Regions from separate parts of the Homo sapiens genome. Here region 2 is linked to region 1. A link is a contact called in ENCODE Hi-C or POLR2A ChIA-PET data. All regions are on one chromosome and are shown on one strand. Each heading gives the region's core, a stretch centred on a gene start or an enhancer-like site at or near the end of the contact. The rest is flanking DNA. Distances are from core to core; before and after follow the strand shown.

The links. A loop is a pair of places that touch in the nucleus more often than their neighbours do. ChIA-PET counts read pairs that join two places held with the same protein, here RNA polymerase II (POLR2A). Pooled maps may share reads with other maps.
Region 2: a pooled map shows a loop between it and region 1 (4-fold over the local background). The contact joins the promoter of SSH1 here to the promoter of APPL2 in region 1. A Hi-C loop is called at or near these places in 2 of 50 pooled maps. POLR2A ChIA-PET finds 5 or more read pairs at or near these places in 2 of 52 experiments (BJ and naive thymus-derived CD4-positive, alpha-beta T cell).

Annotation. Positions count from the first base shown.
Region 1 is chr12:105,232,736-105,237,613 of GRCh38, forward strand. It overlaps APPL2 (adaptor protein, phosphotyrosine interacting with PH domain and leucine zipper 2), which reads right to left and starts at 3,439. Exons shown (of 21, transcript NM_018171.5): 1 at 3,224-3,439. The coding sequence starts at 3,277. RefSeq lists silencers at 3,018-3,267, 3,318-3,457 and an enhancer at 3,322-3,822.
Region 2 is chr12:108,856,037-108,861,677 of GRCh38, forward strand. It overlaps SSH1 (slingshot protein phosphatase 1), which reads right to left and starts at 1,547. Exons shown (of 15, transcript NM_018984.4): 1 at 1,392-1,547. The coding sequence starts at 1,460. RefSeq lists enhancers at 243-744, 797-846 and a silencer at 1,277-2,016.

The sequences.
Region 1 (4,878 bases), core at 2,189-4,688:
TCTGGGCAACAAAGCGAGACCCTGTCTCAAAAAAAAAAAAAAAAAAAAAAAGAACCAAGTCTATTGAAAGGAAAAATAGGTTATAAACAAAAAGAGGAACAGCACAAAACATCTCCACAGTGAAGACATATAAAACCACCAGGTTATGTTTTGAGATTATCTTGTTTGAGGAAAGAAAGGCCTGATTTGGTTGGAGAGGGCTGCTCCCAGCCGGGCCACTCAACTGCATAACCTCAGAACTACATCTTTTATTTCTTTGTTCCGTTATGCCAATCGCAAAAGAAACAAACAAAACACAAACCGAGCAAGCAACAGTGCTGTTGTCTTCACCTTACCTCAAAAGTGTACTACTTACAGGACAAGAGAATAAGCCCCTGAAGAAGTACAAGCTGCAGGAGCTCAAAGCTGCATTTGTGTTCCTATCGCAGCAGGATTCACACTGTACTGGAACTGTTGCCTCATTATCTGTCTCTGGAACAAACTGTGAACCAGTCAAGGGTAGTCACTCTTATTTATCTTCACATTCCCAACAGCCAGTAGTGCCAGGCAAGGAGCAGAGGCTTCTAAACAACAATGGAGGCAGATTTCTTAATCCCTAAAATGTTCAGCTTCCCACATATGAGAGGTAAGCAGAAATAACGCATGTGTATGCACACAGACTAGTTTTACAATGCATCGTGCAGCACTGCAAACTAAAAAGGAGTCCATGAATAGATGTGTCTAAGGTCAGTTAACTGCTATTCAGCTCTTCCTGGGTCACTCAGTTCAATTACAAAAGCTTTGGTGTTCATTTAATTCATCCTGTGCAATCACATTACTGAAGCAACTCTCAAAATTACTCTTCATAAAACTAGAAGAAACACACAATAGATGGTTTATTAGGATCTTTTCCTTTTAGTGAAACATTTTAGGTCACTGATGACAGAAAAGCCCGGTGCTAGATAGCTGGGCTAACTTGAACCATATCCCTAGTACAGGCAAGTTGCCTGGGTTCCAGTCCTGGCTCTGTCACTTTATGGTGTATAATTCTAAGCAAATTACTTCTCTGCTCCTTAGTTATTTAAATAGAGAATGTACTTCAAGACTATTGGGAGGATTGAGTGAGTTAATATATGTAAAGCATTTAGAAGAGTCCCTGGCACATAAAATCCATGAAACAGGCATTTGCTATTGTTTTTATGCTTTGCACATAAAATGAAGGGGATGGATTAGATTCCTTCCAGTTCCAAGTCTAGGAGTCACCTTGGGAGTAAAGCTACATTAGGCACAGGTCACATACAAGAGAGTAGTATATAAATATGCTCTGATGATCATTAAAGACCTTCTTAAAGTCAGCTTCCATTCTGCACAACAGCACCATCAAGAGCCCTCTTAAGGGTGATGGCCAAGTCTCAAAAGCAATGACAAATAAACTTCCTATATTAAAAGGAACATATTAAATAAGAATGATAATATCTCTAAACCTCCTCTGCCACATACAAGTTCAAAGTTATACACCATGTAGATATGACAATGTTAACTCTAAAGCACCTTGAAGATCACCTGCTCCCTCCCTGTCTCTCATTCTGTAGATGTTCTGTAGATTAGGAAACTGAGCCAGCTACAGGGTGGAGATGAAGAGACTCACCCACATCACATCCTAAGTGAGCGTGAGAGCCAGAATTAGAACCCAGGTCTCCTGACTTGCTCTACAGTCCTGTCTACTTCCTCACAGCTGGGCAAATCCTTTAAGCCACTCACAAACAGTGTATATTCCTTTATGTTAGAGCTGGAAATTAAGAATATGATCTGTTTGTGAGGACAACATCAAGAATCAGTTAGTATAATCACTGTAACCTGGCTTAGGCATCACCATGTAGGTTAGAAAAGCAGGATATTTCTGTGCACCTCAGTTTCCATAAGTGCAAGGCAAACAGAGATCCTTGTTCAAAGTGATCATTTAAAATCTCACATTGCTATCTTCAGATTCCACACAACAGATATGAACATGGACAAAATGCCTTCTACCAAGGGCTTTAGTCTGATTAAAATGCCAGGAGTCTACAGCCATATAAAAAAGGGAGGCCTTGAAAAAGTCGTCCAGAGGATGCAAACTTACCAAAAAACAAAACAAACAAACAAAAAACACACACACAGCTTGCTTCCAGTTCCTTACTTATCTACACTAGGAGGATCACAAAAAATGAACAAAAGACACCTATGCATACAGCCCTTCGGACTTATTCTGAACTGTCGATGTAGGTAAATCCATACAAGGATCATCCTGGGAAGTATTATTCACTTAGAAGAAAAAGGGAAGGAACCCCAAAAGAGAGGGGAAAGTGTGAAACGAAAATAGGTTAATCTTATTCTAAGTTTTCAAGAGTTGAGACACTAGGAAATAAAGGCACTTATTTAAATAAACCCGGGATGCTGAACCAGGAGTGTAGGTACGAAGCTGGAGAAATGTTAAACAAAGGAGAACAAAAGACCCCTGGGGAAAGATGTGCTGAATTATGAACTAATGTCATCCTGCACTCATTTGCTATATTTACACACCAGTTTTCATCTGCAGAGCTCAAAGGACTTGACTCTCATCTCGAGTGTGCTAATGAAGTTCCCTTGTGCGACAAATGGGGCAGGTACTGTATTTTTCTCTTCACTAATGGGAAAACGGTGCCAAAAGGAGGCCTGGTACCGCCGGAAAAGAGATCCAGGCCCTCTGCCTCTCATTCTGGCTGGCACAAGTCTCATCACATCATTAGGAGTAGCAGTAATAAGACTGACTCATTATCTGTACCGGACATTGTCTGCTGACAACTTTACAGGTATTTCTCATTGACTTCTCCTAACAACCCTATGAAGCAGGCACAATTATTATTCCTATTTTACAGACGACAAAACTAAGGCACAATAAGGTGGTTTTCCTGAGGCACTCAGCTACTACATGGAATCAAAGTTTAGATCTCGCAGACTCAGTTGCAGCTGAGCTTGCAGGGGGGTCACGACATCAAGACTCCGGCCGCGGGGCTCTCTCCCCTGTTCCACAGCTCTGCCCCGGCTCAGGACTCAGGGCCCGGCCCGCCCCCTCCTCAGCCCGAGAGAACCCGGTGGGAGGCGCCGCGAGGGGGCCGGGCGCACTCCCGCGGCTGCCCGGCCGGGGGCGCGGCCTCCACTCCGGGGCTGGAGGGGCCTCCTCGGCCTCACCCCTGCGGGCGAGGGGCACCGGAGCGGCGGGAGGTACCTGGGGGCTGTCCTGCAACGCCTCCTCTAGCAGGAGCTTGTCCACGGCGGGCATGGTGCGGCGCGGCTCAGCCGAGGGCTGGGTTGGAAGGACAGAGGGCAGGAGACGCGGCGGCCGAGAGCACTCCCCGGCTCTGGGCTCAGGCGACGCGGCGGCCACTCCGTGCCCGCGGCGGCCCCGCGCGCGTCCACGCCTGGCCAGTGGCCGCCGCCGCCTGCCCGCCGGCCCAGCCCCCGGCCGAGCCGGATCAACAGGAAGTGTGGCGCGCCCGGCAGGGAAACCGGAAGTGTGGTGAGCTCCGGTCCCGACACCGGAAATGTGGCGCCCGCGCTTCCGCCTGCGCTCGCCGGCTCGCGGGGAGCGGGGGGCTCTGGGTGCCAGTCCCGTTGCTGAGGGAACCCTTCGGGTGTTTGTTCTCTGTGCTGAAGGTCCGTCAAGTCAATGCATATGAAGTCCAAAAGAGGAACTCGAGGGTAGAAAGATAAGGTTTTATCTGCTTATGGCTACCCAGAAAGCCTTTTGAGTTGAAGGAGCGAACAGATTTTTTCTTTTAATGGAAGGAAAAACCCACACTTCCCACACCACTTTTTCTAGATAAATTTCGACGCCCCTGAAACAGCTCTGAGAGCAAAGAGGTCGCCTATGCTATGGGAACAAAGAAAAGAGGAGAAAAGCTGGATAACTGACTCGTCTGTGATAATCAGAAATAACCACTTTGGAAACCACAGCTATTTGATGTGGTCATAATTAGGTCTCGTCCTCCTGGTTTATGTTTTGTGATTTTGGAGAATTTCATAATCAAATGTTTAGAATTGGAAGGGCTAGATAATCTAGGTTCCAGTGTTGTCATTTAGAGATGAGAAAATGGGACCCAGAGAAATAAGTGGTCTGCCCAGGGTCAGTTAGTAAACGCCAGAGGAAGAAAAGAAGGAAGGGAGAGGGATGGAAGAAGACTGGCAAGTGGAACGTGACACCTTTTTACACGGAAGGCAAGGGTTTCTGAAGTTCCTTCTTTAGAAGTTAATAAGACTGGCCGGGCGTGGTGGTTCACGCCTGTAATCCCAGCACTTTGGGAGGCCGAGATGGGTGGATCACGAGGTCAGGAGTTCAAGACCAGTCTGGCCAAGATGCTGAAACCCCGTCTCTACTAAAAATACAAAAATTAGCCGGGCGTGGTGGCATGCGCCTGTAATCCCAGCTACTCGGGAGGCTGAGGCAGAAGAATCACTTGAACCCGGGAGGCAGAGGTTTCAGTGAGCCGAGAGGGCACCACTGCACTCCAGCCTGGGCAACAGAGCAAGACTCCGTCTCAAAAAAAAAAAAAAAAATCATGCAGTATGTGTGTCACCAAAATCAACAGAGGGGATATGGTAATATATAAATTCTGCATTCTGCAGAGACCTCTTAGGTATATCAAGACCCAATCTGCATTGCTGACACCTCTGACAGTCTAGTATAGTAGCATGCTGCCTGATCACTTGAAAACTCCAAGGCCATTATTCCCTTGGTCTGGCCAGCGCCAACCTGACCTGAACCATTTTATGGCCTCCATCTACCATATTTTCCTCCACAGTATTCTTTCTTCCCTATTCTTTCTTGCCTCCACCATACTCTTGTCTTCCCTATAGGTGGAATCATGCTCACACCATATTTCT
Region 2 (5,641 bases), core at 297-2,796, 3.6 Mb after region 1:
CAACTTCCCCCACTCCCTCCCACAAAGAAAGGGGCTGAAGAGCCCAGATGCTGGCTGCGGAACTTCCTGGGCCTGGGACCGCAGGGCCGCTCCTCCAGTCTTCTCTAAACACAGCTAAGGGTCTGCAGGCGGACACTCAGCCTTGTTATAGGTAAGAGTTTAGACCAGAGGCCTTGACGGGTTCTTCAAGAGATGGTGGGCAAGATTGCGCGACCAGAGGGTCATCCCTGCAGCTACAGAGGGCTGACCTGCTCAGAGGCCCAAGGCCCCAGCCTAGGACAAGCCAGGCCAACCCTGCAGGCTAAGAGGGCAACAGTGCCCTCAATCAACCCCAGAGGAAAAAGTGGCCAGGCAAACGGACCTGGGCCACACACAGACCCACAAAAACGCGCACAGTGCCAGGACACGCAACCCAGGAATGCACCTATGCAATCACCCAGAATGGGTCACAGCCACACAGAAAGATAGATGCACATAAACACACAGGCCTGAGTGATGTTACAGAAAGGAAAAGCCAGACTAAGGCTGCACGCACAGACGTGAAACACAGCCACACAGAGCCCACAGCACGCTCGGTCACCGTCACACAGTGACACGGGCACGCCTACAGACAGAACTCCAGAGGCGGCAGGCGGGGAAACAATCTCACACGTTTGTAGGGGCACTCCCAGATGCCTGTCTCACGCTGGCACAGTCCCCGGACGGCAGGTCAGCAACAGTCACATCTCACATCGCACAGCCAGGCATACAGGCAAAGGGCCTAGAACTACCCCGGCCACAGGTCTCAGAACCAGCGGCTCACGCAGTCACCCAATCAAGGGTCCCAGTTGCACATCCAGTCACCCCTGGACCCTGGTCACACTGCAGAGTCACTCACAAATGGGAGTCCCGACAGACGCACAGTCCTCCCCAGACAGAGGTCAACCCAAGATGGGGGTCACACCTGAAATCACAGTCCCCACACAATCACGAGGTCACATCTGCACACACAGTCTCTGCACAGTCACCCTTAGGGGTCACAACGCACACAGTCTCCGCCTAACAGGGGTCACCCCAAGATGGGGGTAACCCCCTGATGTGGGTCACAGCGCACACACAGTATCCTGCAGACACTCCCAGAGGGGTCGCACTGCATACACAGTCCCTGCAAAGTCGCCCCCCGATAGGGGTCACACCGCACACAAAGTCCCCGCACAGCTCCCCAAGACAGGGTCACATCGCACACAGTCCTCGCACGGTCACCCCGGTCCGGCTGCCCGGCTCTGTTCCTACGGCGGGGCCCCGAGGAGCCCGCGCAGCCGCCCCCCTGCCCCGCACGCGCGGCCCCAGCTCCGGCGGCCTCGGCGCGGCGTCCGGCGGCCCAGGCCGGGCGCGGCGAGCCCGGGGCTCACCTCGCTGTTGCTGGCCGAGGAGGAGGCGGCGCTGGGCGTGGGCGAGCGCTGCAGGGTCACCAGGGCCATGGCTGCGGCGCGGTGCGAGGGCGCCACAGACGTCTCGAGCTAGAGCCGCCACCGCCACCGCCGCCCGGGCCGGGCCCGGGGCCTCCTGGAGCCGCGCGCGGGCGGCCGGGCCGAGCCGGGCCGGGCCCGCCCCTCCCCCTCGGCGTCGCCACCGCCCCCGCCCCCAGCTCCCGCCTCCCGCGCCGGCGCGCGCAGGCCTCAGTGCGCGGAGTGGGCGGGGAAGCGGGCAGGGCGGGACGAGGAGGCGCGCGTGCGCGGGGGCCCTGAGGGCTGCCCGAGGCCTCGGCTGGTCGATCACGTCCCTCGCGCGCCCGACACACGCGCCCCCGCCCGCGCGCCCCGCTATCAGGCCTGGGACTCGGGGGCGCGCGCGCCGCCCGGAGCCCGTACGCCCCAGGGGCCCTGCCCGCTGCTCTGCCTGGGGAAACTGAGGCCCGGCGACCGTGCAGACAGGACTGTACAGCGACCAGGAAATAAAAGACGTCCTGGGGCCGGGCGCGGTGGCTCACGCCTGTAATCCCAGCACTTTGGGAGGCTGAGGCGGGCGGATTACGAGGTCAAGAGATCGAGACCATCCTGGCCAACATGGTGAAACCCCGTCTCTACTAAAAAGACAAAAATTAGCTGGGCGCAGTGGTGCGCGCCTGTAGTCCCAGCTACTCGGGAGGCTGAGGCAAGAGAATCGCTTGAATCTGGGAGGCGGAGGTTGCAATGAGCTGAGATCGCGCCACTGCACTCCAGCCTGGGCGACAGAGCGAGACTCGGTCTCAAAAAAACAAAAAACAAAAAACAAAAACAGTAAGCAAAATAGATTCGCCTGATTTTGCAGAGGTTAATCAAGTTATTAGGCACGTTTTTAAAAAAGTATTTTGCTAATCTTTTTCAATGAATTCTTTCTGGGTGTTCTGAAACCCAGCCAACTCCTTGGAGGTCAGGGAAGGCTTCCCAGAAGAGCTTTATTCTGAGGCTTGGGCTTGAGCATAAGCAGGATTAACAGGTGAAAGAACAGAGAGACAGCTCTCCAAGCAGGGGGGATCAGCGTGCCCTGAAGCAGGAAGAAGTTTGTCAACCGGAGGCCAGCACTCAGGGAAGGGAAGAGGGGAGGAATGGCTGGAGTCTCCATCCTCTCTGGAAAGATCGCTCCGGCTGCTGCGTGGATGAGGGACCACGGGGCAGAGGGCTGAGGGAGACCAGGGAGGAGGCTGCTGCTGTTGTCCCGGGGAGAGGTGACCAGTTATGGGGATGGAGAGGGGAACATGGAATAAGATACCAAGAAGGCAATTCTGGCTTGACTTAGTAGTAGGAAACTTTTCTTTTAGCCAAAATCTCATCTCCCGGCTCCCACCCCCAACCTCTGCATGTTGCACAAGCACTCGCAAACGCAGTGGTCCCAGCCTGCCCCGCAGCTTAGCAAATTTGTCTTACTGCCCAACAGGAAACCCACGCAGCCTCCTGGATTCTTCCCCGTCCCTCCCTCTGTCCTGGGGCTGTGACCTCCTCCATGTTATTCACAGGGTCTCAGCACGATTCATCTCAAAGGTGATTCTAGTGGGGGGCACTGTAGCTTCTACGGAGCGTTTCTAAGAGGGGATTTGTGGGAATGTTTGTGGTTGTCTTGCTGATGGAGGGGGAGAGCTCCTGGCATTTAGAGTGCAAGAGCCTTGGATGCTAAATGTCTTCCAATGCACTGGACAGTCTCCCCAACAAGAATTGCTCCATTCCCACAAAATGTTTCCTGGGTGAAAAACCCATTTATAGTAATTTGAAGCCAGAACCTAACTCCATTTCATGCATCAACACTAGTCTTCCTTCCTTCCTTCCTTCCTTCCTTCCTTCCTTCCTGCCTTCCTTCCTTCCTTCCTCTCTTTCTCTCACTTTTTTTCTGAAACAGGGTCTCACTCCCGTCACCCAGGCTGAAGTGCAATGTCACAATCATAGCTCACTGCAGCCTCCATCTCCCAGGCTCAAATCATCCTCCTGCTTCAGTCTCCTGAGTACAACGGGTACACACCACCACACCCAGCTCCTTTAAAAAAAAAGTTTAACTATGTTGCCCAGGCAATCCTCCTGCTTCCGCCTTCCAAAGTGCTGGGATTACAGACAGAAGCCACCATGGCTAGCCTGGTATTTTTTACTGAATTTTCAGAAAGGTGACTATGTTGAAACCCTGTCTCTCCTAAAAATACAAAAAATTAGCCAGGCATGGTGGCGGGCACCTATAATCTCAGCTACTCAGGAGGCTGAGGCAGGAGAATCACTTGAACCCGGGAGGCAGAGGTTGCAGCAATCTGAGATCGTGCCACTGCACTCCAGCCTGTGTGACACAGCAAGACAGAGAGAAAGAGAGAAGGGAAGGGAGGGGAGGGGAGGGGAGAGGAGGGGAGAGGAGGGGAGAGGAGGGGAGGGGAGAGGAGGGGAGGGGAGAGGAGGGGAGGGGAGGGGAGGGGAGAGGAGGGGAGAGGAGGGGAGGGGAGAGGAGGGGAGGGGAGAGGAGGGGAGGGGAGGGGAGGGGAGGGGAGAGGAGGGGAGGGGAGGGAAAGGAAGGGAAAATACACTTTGTTTTGCTTGAGAGTTTTGTCAAGAGTTGTTCATCCATCCTTAGGGAAAAGGAGGTAATGGATGGCAACGCCTCTGCTAATATTAGAGCATCCCACACAAGGTGCCCACAACTGTAGCTGCACTCTAGGTAGACAGACAGTCATAGGTACTTAAATGTCAAATATAAGGGAAAATTGTGGACAAAATTCAGTTGAGTAGAGAATATTTTATTTCTCAAATCCAAGCACATTGATTATTGGCAGGCCCATGCTTCTGAGATGCCCCTGTGTCCTCTAAGGGAGTAGTGGCTGAGCATTTCCACATTGTAATGCATGTTGTTTCATTATGATTTATTTTTCTTTTATGTCTCTCTTACATTAGTTTTCAAATTTGAGAGTTTGAGAATCCCCTGGAGAAAATACAGATTGCTAGACCCCACCTCCCAGAGTTTCGAATTCACAAGGTTTGCTGTAGGGCTGGAAAATTTGCACGTCTAACAAATTCACAGGCAATGCTGATGCTTCTGTCTGGGGACGACAGTCTGAGAACTACTGCCTATACAAATGCAATGGCCTCTTCACCAAGAAATTCCTACCTAGATCTGATCCTGGTACCCGTCCGTGGCCCCCAATCCTAATCCCCCTGCTCTGGCCGGCCTGCTTTTCCACTCACCCCAACTTTTTTGGAGGCAGTCTCCACCCCTTCTCACTTCCTCTTAGAGCTGAGAGCCCTTTTCTTCCCCACAACTAACTCTTGCTAGAAATCACCTCCAAAAAGCTTTCCCTGCCCCTTAAGCAGTGTCATTTCCAGGATCTCGTAGCCCTCACCCTACCCTTAAACACACAGCAAGTGTCAGTCTGCCTTATCATAATGGGTCCATCTCTCTGTCTTGTCCCATTACCGTAGAGCCAGGAACGGTCCCTAAGAAAAGCCTCAGGAATCAGGCTGGGACCAGCGTGAGGGTGCAAAATGTAAGAGGGTGCCCCCAAAAACTCAATGATTAAGATAAATAGTATTTTAATGCAATATTTTAGAAAATCAAAATTAATGCCAAATCCATGATGAATAAAATATTTTTAAAATTTGCTTTTTTTTTTTTTTTTTAATTGAGACAGAGTCTTGCTCTGTTGCCCAGGCTGGAGTGCAGTGTGGCACAATCTCTGCCTCTTGGGTTCAAGCAGTTCTCCTGCCTCAGCCTCCCGAGTAGCTGGGATTACAGACCCCCACCACCATGACCGGCTAATTTTTGTATTTTTAGTAGAGATGGGGTTTCACCATGTTGGCCAGGCTGGTCTCAAATTCCTGAAATCAGTGATCTGCCTGCCTCGGCCTCCCAAAATGCTGGGATTACAGGTGTGAGCCACTGCACCTGGTCAAAATATTTACAAAAATTTTTTAAGAGCCAAGGTCTCATTCTGTCACCCAGGACTGGGTGTAGTGGTGCAATCCTAGCTCACTTCAGCCTTGAACTCTGGGCTCAAGCCATCCTCCTGCCTCTGCCTCCGGAGTACCTGAGACTACAGGTGTACACCACCACGCCTGGCTGACTTTATTTTTGCCAGAAACTGGGTGTTGCTATGTTGCCCAGGCTGGTTTCAAACTCCTGGAGGCACTCAATCCCCCGACCTTGGCCTCCCAAAGCT